Regions from separate parts of the Homo sapiens genome. Here region 2 is linked to region 1. Evidence: chromatin contacts called from ENCODE Hi-C or POLR2A ChIA-PET data. All regions are on one chromosome and are shown on one strand. Each heading gives the region's core, a stretch centred on a gene start or an enhancer-like site at or near the end of the contact. The rest is flanking DNA. Distances are from core to core; before and after follow the strand shown.

Evidence for each region. A loop is a pair of places that touch in the nucleus more often than their neighbours do. ChIA-PET counts read pairs that join two places held with the same protein, here RNA polymerase II (POLR2A). Pooled maps may share reads with other maps.
Region 2: a loop to region 1 is called in a map of psoas muscle, with 5 times the contacts of the local background. The contact joins the enhancer-like site here to the promoter of CHRND in region 1. A Hi-C loop is called at or near these places in 4 of 168 maps with a recorded cell type or tissue (CD4-positive, alpha-beta memory T cell, endothelial cell of umbilical vein, gastrocnemius medialis and 1 more) and 8 of 50 pooled maps. POLR2A ChIA-PET finds 5 or more read pairs at or near these places in 13 of 52 experiments (A549, CD8-positive, alpha-beta T cell, GM12878 and 9 more).

What each region holds. Positions count from the first base shown.
Region 1 is chr2:232,524,306-232,527,409 of GRCh38, reverse strand. It overlaps CHRND (cholinergic receptor nicotinic delta subunit), which reads right to left and starts at 1,250. Exons shown (of 12, transcript NM_000751.3): 1 at 1,143-1,250; 2 at 736-881; 3 at 1-9. The coding sequence starts at 1,194. PRSS56 (serine protease 56) reads right to left here. Exons shown (of 13, transcript NM_001195129.2): 11 at 3,041-3,103; 12 at 2,566-2,672; 13 at 1,694-2,194. The coding sequence ends at 1,904. RefSeq lists an enhancer at 501-1,154.
Region 2 is chr2:232,565,555-232,570,191 of GRCh38, reverse strand. EIF4E2 (eukaryotic translation initiation factor 4E family member 2) reads right to left here. Exons shown (of 7, transcript NM_004846.4): 5 at 3,211-3,363; 6 at 2,978-3,114; 7 at 982-1,247. The coding sequence ends at 1,175. Among named protein-coding and RNA genes, the nearest start is that of EIF4E2, 17 kb to the right of the region's middle. RefSeq lists an enhancer at 1,095-2,294. Within about 2 kb of position 1,856, at least 4 of the 41 ENCODE cell types and tissues checked have a DNase peak (open chromatin) inside an H3K27ac peak, as active enhancers do; they include psoas muscle, where a contact is called at or near this core.

The DNA of each region.
Region 1 (3,104 bases), core at 1-2,500:
AACTTCTTTCTGTAATTAGACGGTAGGGCCATCCTTCAGGGCCATATCATTCTTTTATCCGCACACATTCACCCACTCTCTCTCTCTCTCTCTCTCTCTTTTTTTTTCCAGGGTCTTGCTCAATTGCCCAGGATGGAGTGCAGTGGCACGAGCTTGGCTCACTGCAACCTGCAACCTCTGCCTCCTGGGTTCAAGCGATTCTCCTGCCTCAGCCTTCCTAGTAGCTGGGATTATAGGCCCACACCATCACACCCGGCTAATTTTTGTATTTTTAGTAGAGATCAGGTTTTACTATGTTGGCCAGGCTGGTCTCGAGCTCCTGACCTCAGGTGATCCACCCACCTGGGCCTCCCAAAGTGCTGGGATTACAGGCATGAGCCACCACACCCAGCCTACATTCACCCACTGTCAATTGGCACCCAGGGAAACCGTGGCATCTGGGCCCTGATCACTCGCAGTCAGGAGTGGGTAGGCCGCCAGGGAGCAGAGAGGACCAGTGGCCTCTGAAGTGTGTCACAGATGGGGCATGCTATGGGTGTGGTTGGGGGACACCGCAGAGCTGACACTGGAGGGGCAGGACAGCAGCCTCTCAGGGCACAGAGCAGCCGCAGCACGTTTCCCAGGAAGGGAGTGGCCATAGGCCAGGTGGGGGCTTCTAGCTTCCTCCATGGCTATCCTGGTACTGGAAAGCCATCCCTGCCCTCCCTCCCAACCCAGCACCGGAGGGCCTCTCACCAGGGAGATGAGGTTGGAGAGTGTGAGGGCCAGGGCAACGTCCACACTCTCCTCTTTGTGTGCCACGGGCCGGAGCTCCTTGTTGTAGCCCTTCTCTTGAAACAGGTGCCGGATCAGCCGCTCCTCCTCGTTCAGCCCCCAGCTGCCTGGGGAGGGTCAGCGACAAGGACTGAATGGGGCCCTGGGCAGGGGACTCAGGAAGGAAGCTGCCCTGAGGTCCTGCTGGACCATGAGGTTGGGATGAGCAGGGGGGAACCCAACCACTCCCTGGGAGTGGGGACCCCAGAAGGCGGCCCCCCACAGGGAGAGATGGCAGAGTGGGAGTGGAGTGAGTGAGGAGCCATGCGGTGTGGGGCCTGGGTAAGCATCACGGGGGACCCCAGGGTGGGGAGGGTGTCTTCCCTTACCACACACCGCCAGGGCAGCCAGCAGCCCCAGTGTCAGCACTGGCCCCTCCATCCCATCCCTCTGACTGGGACGTGCATCTGCCCCTCCTGTCTACAGGGCTGTGGAATGAGGGTGGGCGGGAGAGGGGACAGGTGTTGGGGGAGGAGGGGGTCAACGGGAAGAGGCAGCCGGAAACACAATCTGACACCTCATGGCGGTGGGGGACGGGCCAGCCAGGGCAGGAGCCCAAGGACATGAGGCAAAGATCCCAGGCTGGGACTCCCCGCAGCTCGGAGGCGGGGGGTGGGGAGGGAGGGCCGGGGGGGTGCTGGGCGGAGACGCTGGGCACTGGGGCCAGCGCTGGGCAGCCATGCACGGGGGCGGGGCAACAGGCAGGCCAGCTGCTGCTGCTTCTCAGGAGGCAGGAGATAGGCTCAGATAGGGGCCTTACAGCCCCTTTCCAGCATCTGTTACCCTTGCCAACTGCTTCCAGAGGCAGCCCTGCCTGGGCCCCACCCCTGAGACTGAATGTCCACCCACCAGGTCCCATCCCAAGAAAGCTCCAGAGTTGTTTCCGTGTATTATAAATAACATTTATTAAAGCAGCTGTGATTCTCTGATTGTAAACCTGGGAAGACACGGGGGGCCCAGGACCCCCACCCCATCCCACCCACACACACCCAGCCACTGGGGCAGCGACAGTTTGTCATTATGCTCCCGAACCCCTCTCAGCCCCTGGGAGCAGTAGGTCCTCCCCAGGGGCTGGGGGCCCAGACATGGCTCAGGGTTGCCTGGCGGGGGGTACCTGAGGGTTGAGTGGGTGGTGCCCCTTCCTCTCCAGCCCGGGCCCCTGCCCTACATCCATCCAGGGTCCCTCGGGCTCCCCTTCTGCCAGGGCAGCCACGCGGAAGGCCTGCAGGGCCTGCACCAGCAGCCGGGGGAGGCTGCGAGCCAGTGTGGCCGGCTCCAGGCCCACCAGGCCGCTGAAGGCCACATGCCGGCCCCCCAAGCCTGCCCGCACCCAGGCTCTGAAAAGCCCGGTCAGTGTCTTGGAGCCCAGATCTGCCAGGACCTACAGATGGAGGAGTGGGGATCAGGGGCCCAGAAACTCACTCCTGAGTTGAAACCCCAGAGGTCACCCCCTCTCCCCCTGGGCCCCAGAAACTCTCACCTAGACCTGGAAACCCTGCTCATTTCCCGCTCATGTGGACACTCCCACCCACCCCTCTACTCACTCTCCCCACCACCACCCCCAGTGGCCTGGCTCACACTCCGCAGGCCCCACTCCCTTCCCCTCGGACCCTCTACCTACCCCCAGAGCTGGGGCAGAGGCGACCCCAGGCTGCTGGGAGGGTATCTGGGCTGGGCCCTCTGCATCTTCCCTGGGCTGGGTCTCAGCCTTCCCAGGCCATCGTGAAGGAGTCTGGAAGCCTGGGGACCTACCTCATGAAAGTTCATGGCCAGGTGCTCCGAGGGGACCTGCAGGATCCAGGCATGGGCCCCCTGCAGGGCAGCCAACTTCTGTCGCAGGGGCTCCAGCCCAGGGCAGCCTGGAGGAAGAGGAGAGGCCCCGGGAATAATGAACGGTTGCGGTATGGAACTGGGGGTGGCACTCCCACCAGCACCTCAGGATGGCCTCCCAGGGGACACACTTATCCTCTTATGCTATAGGTGGGGAAACTGAGGCTCGGAGAAGTTAAGCAGTAACACCAGGCAAAGCATCTCTGTTTGACACTGATGAGAGCTAAAACCACAAGTACTCCAAAAGAGTCATACGCTCTATGGCGGGGAGGGGAGAACGAGTCCACCCTGTTGCCCCATGGGGTAAGCCCTTTCCGGAGCTGCAGTAGAAGCGCTTCCGACCTCGTCCAGGCCCTCAGCCTATCCCCTCCTGAAGGTCGGCAGGGGGCGTCATTACCGTTGGCTTCTCCGCGCGGCTCCGGCCTCCGCTTCGGGAACCGAGTGCCTGCAGCCCGCGATCC
Region 2 (4,637 bases), core at 607-3,106, 42 kb before region 1:
AGATCAGAGGTAAGTCAGGATGGTACAAGCACAGGGTATCACTGCCAAAGTGGAACAGCCACTCTGGAAAACTCAACCTTAAGTCCACAGACACTTTCACAGATCCTCTCAGGCAGGCTGACCCAGTGTTTGCAAAAAAATGATTGTTTATTATGTTTTTGGTGGTAGCTCCTAAGAAAACCTAAAGTAGCATGAGGCTTGCTGAAACTCTACATGCAGGTTAGGGGCCTAAAGGCCAAGCTGCAGCACATACAAGCCAAAGCCACAAAGCACACAAGGGGTCCGTACGTGCTACGGTCAGATATCCTACAGAGCAAACTCACACGGGATGAAGACGTTTCCCCTACCCCAGATCCTGATGTGCAGTAACACCGGGCCCAGGAGAAAGGGAAGGGCTGTAACCCTGAGATCTTGCAAGCAGGGCTGACTCAAAGAGGAAGATGACCTGGCTCTAAAGGGAAAGCAGAAGGGAGAAGGCTGGAAAAGAGCTGTGGCTTGGGCAGCTTTGGCACCAGCGAGAAAACCCCATTAGCACAAAGCAAGGAAGCTATATACACACAGCCACACAGACAGAAGCAGGGATTTACCTCCAAGCAAGAGATTTCTTTGAAGTAAAGGCGAATGGAAGTCAGCGAAGCAAAGGCCAAGGATCCCCCTTTCCAACCTGAACAGACTTTCAAGCTGAATTCTATATCAGAAATCACTCTGTTCTGGTCATCGGTGTGACTAGATGGGAACTCAAATTTAAGTACCAGAAAATGGGGTCTTATTTTCTAAGCTAGATGTCACCTTATTATGTCAGGCCTCAGCAGTCCTGGAACAAAATACCACATGACACTACACAATGGGCTTATGGAAATGAGGCTGCATTCCCCGGATGGCCCTCCATGGAAAAGTCTGTGCCATCCCTTAATATGGTGACAGTCAGTCCGAAAGGCCACATCTTTGATGCACCATAAAGAGCAAGAGCATGAGACAAGCTAGTTTAGCACCATTTATTAAGTGATCTCAGCTGTTGTTGTAGCTGCTGCGTGTCAGCCTGTTCTTAAAACATAAAATGCTCTTCCAATTCCTCTTGTCCAGGACAGAAGGATCTTCCAGGTAGCACGCCAACAGAACAAGAGACTCCGATGACGCCAGCTTCAATGATGGTGCCATCCAGAGAGGGAGAGGGTCATGGCACATTCAACCGCGGCTTCCAGAGGTTTTGAAAAAGGAGCCTTTGGGGGCCCAGCCTGCCTGGCATTCTAGTGGAAGTGCAAAAGGTTGGCTCATTGGGAGAGGAAAGAGAGGGGGACGCAAGGGAAAGTAGCATCTGGGTCTCAAAGAGGGTTGGTCTTCTGGTCTCTACAGCTACAGGGCTGAAGTCCCAGAGGCAGACCTCTGGATAAAGCAGAGAGCAGCAGGCCAGTCTTTCTAGCAGACTAAGGCAAAAAGCCCACAGGCTCTCCTAAACTCTGTAAGGACGTGTACATATGTTTCTGTAAAAGTCACGAAGAACTGCCTTATGGTATTAGAAAGGGAGAAGAGCAGAGAAGGGGAGAATTGATGAAAAATACCTCTTTCCCTCTCCTATCCAGGTAAAAAGCTTATTTTGGGGGTAAGTGGGAGTAGGGGATATTCAGAAACCTTGAAAACGAGAATCCTAGAAACAGGTGTAGATCTCTCCAGCCTGGACTGAACGTGGCTAGAAGTCAGAAACTACTTCTATCCCAGAATAGAGAATAAGAAAAATGTGCCCAGAGTAAAGCAATGCTAACACAGGACTGCTAAGGCAAGCAACCACAGCCATGGCTGGCTAATAACTGTTCGTGACTATGATGAGTCATGCCAGCCGTTTGATCATGGACCAACGCCCATAGCAGTGTTCCCACTTAAAAACTGGCACTTAGCTGGTTTAAGCCAACTCCACTCCACATTATCTATGAATGCATGGGAAAGAGATTCCCAAATGGTCTGTCTGCTGAACATAATTGCTGGGCTCACTACTAGCCTTCAATAATAACAACATGATGATATTCTTACTAATGATGATGATGATGATAGCAATACTACTACTTGGCCCCGTAAAAGCATTCTCCATCTGAAGACCCTCAGTTAAAGATTAAATCAGCCTCACAATAGCCTTGTTAGATAAAGTACTGTCTCCCACTTTACAGATGGAGAAACTGAAGCAAAGTTGCAAAGACACTTGTCAAAGGCACATATTGGTATGGGGCCATATGAGAGAACTAAACCTAAGAGTCCTAACTCTTAGCTGGCTAGCTCTCCCTCCAGCTTTGAGACAATCTGACAGCCACTCCCCACACTTTTTCACAATAGCCTGAGCTTACTTCTGACACTCAATCACTGAGGAGCAAGCCTAACAGTGATTCTCACTGTGGACAGAGAGCTCTATTTCCCTGAGTCCTAGGGAGATTGCCAAGCTTATTTTCCCTGTGGCCTTCATGCTTCCCTTTGATTCTGCTCTCTCACACACACACTATCCCCCTTCTTCTAAGAGTCAGCTCTATACACAAGGAAATGGAGTCATTCCTGATAAGTAGTCAGTATCCCAGGACAAAGAAAATAGACTGAAGCTAACAAGTTAAAAAGACATGCAGAAGTGGGGTGAGGGTGGGCAGGGTGAAATTATCTTAAAAAACAGCAAGAAAAAGAAAAGCACTTGTCTTTCATTTTAAGATAGTGGTTAGCATATGAAAGACAAGACAGCCTGTAGAAATTAAGCAAGCCCAGGTAGTACAACTGGGTTTCTGCAGATGGGCTCTCTCTGCTACAAAGCACCTGGTAGTATAGGTGGCAGGGAGCCTCGCTGACAAAGAACTGCAGCAAGTAGCCAGAAGCCCTAGAGGGAAGGCCTGGTCTGTCCCTTCTCCACAAGTAAGTCTCCTGTCCGGCCATATTCCTCTGGGCCCAACTACAGATCTACTTATACTAAGCTTAGGGACACGTCCTCCCATAACCCCCCAACACGTACTTGATGCTGTCGGTGTGAGTTTTGTATTCCATAATGGTGTTGGGAGGTAGGTTAAGCACTCGCCGAAGTGTGTCCCGGATTCGGGCTGTGGTTGCTTGGTCACTGGCAGTCTTATTCCATATTGAAATAATGTCTTCCTACCAGAGGAACAGAAGGAATCATCAAAGCAAATCAGGGGCAGCGAGGAGAGCAAAGGCAACACAAGAAACCAGCCTGGCTCATGGGTGGCTTACCTGAAAGCGGACAGACACCACAGCCCCACAGATCTCCTCCCCAACCATGAACTGTTCCCCCAGCATGGCCAAAATGAGATTCTCCCAGCAACGGGAGGCCAAGCCCTTCCGCAGCCGAATAATCCACTTGCCACCATTTTTATTTGCATCATCCTGTAAAAAGACAGAAAGCACTGAAGTTAAAATATGGTTTCACAGCCTTTTTTTGTATGAAGGCAGTAAAAAGCCAAGAATCTCTTAAACACTAAGAAGTCATATCACTTTCCAATTATTCAACTCTATAGAAAAACTGATGGTAGGACTAGGGAGAGAAGAAATGGGGAAAAAAAGAAAAACAAGGCTGGGATCCTTGGCATAAGCCATTTATTAAAATGGCTAAACAGACCTTTTAAAAATAATCCCCTTTACTGGAAATACTTTAGGAATCAAAACGAAATGATGTCATATTTCAAGCACAGATCATCCGTTTACTTGCTAAAAGTACTGAATGTCTGCTGGGCGCAGTGGCTCACGCCCGTAATCCCAACACTTTGGAAGGCTGAGGTGGGCGAATCACGAGGTGAGGAGATCGAGACCATCCTGGCTGACACGGTGAAACCGCGTCTCTACTAAAAATACAAAAACAAAATTAGCCGGGCATGGTGGTGGGCGCCTGTAGTCCCAGCTACTCGGGAGGCTGAGGCGGGAGAATGGCGTGAACTCGGGAGGCAGAGCTTGCAGGGAGCCGAGATCGTGCCACTGCACTCCCGCCTGGGAAACACAGCAAGACTCCGTCTCAAAAAACAAAACAAAACAAAACAACAACGACGACAAAAAAAAGTACTGACTGTCACTACATACCAAGTACACAGACATGAAGCCCCAATCTAGTTTTTTTTTTTTTCTTTTTTGCGATGGAGTCTCCCGCTGTCACCCAGTCTGGAGTGCAGTGGTGCGATATCGGCTCACTGCCACTTCTGCCTCTTGGGTTCAAGCGATTCTCCTGTCTCTGCCTCCTGGGTAGCTGGGACTACAGGCACATGCCACCACACCCGGCTAATTATTGTATTTTTAGTAGAGACAGGGTTTCACCATATTGGCCAGGCTGGTCTCGAACCCTTGACCTCGTGATCTGTCTGCCTCGGATTCCCAAAGTGCTGGGATTACAGGAGTGAGCCACTGCGCCTGGCTGAAGCCCCAATCTCTACTCAGATCCAGTCCAGTAGAAGAGACAGCCAAGGATATTAATTACAGCAATGATACTATAATTATAAGTGCTGCTGTTAACAGATATGCACACTATGTTAAGGAAGAACAAGATAGTTGGAAACAGTCAAGAAGTGGGTCTTTTTTTTTCTTTTCTTTTTTTGAGATGGAGTCTCGCTCTGTCACCCAGGCTGGAGTGCAGTGGCACAATCTTGGCTCAGTGCAACCTCCACCTCCTGGGT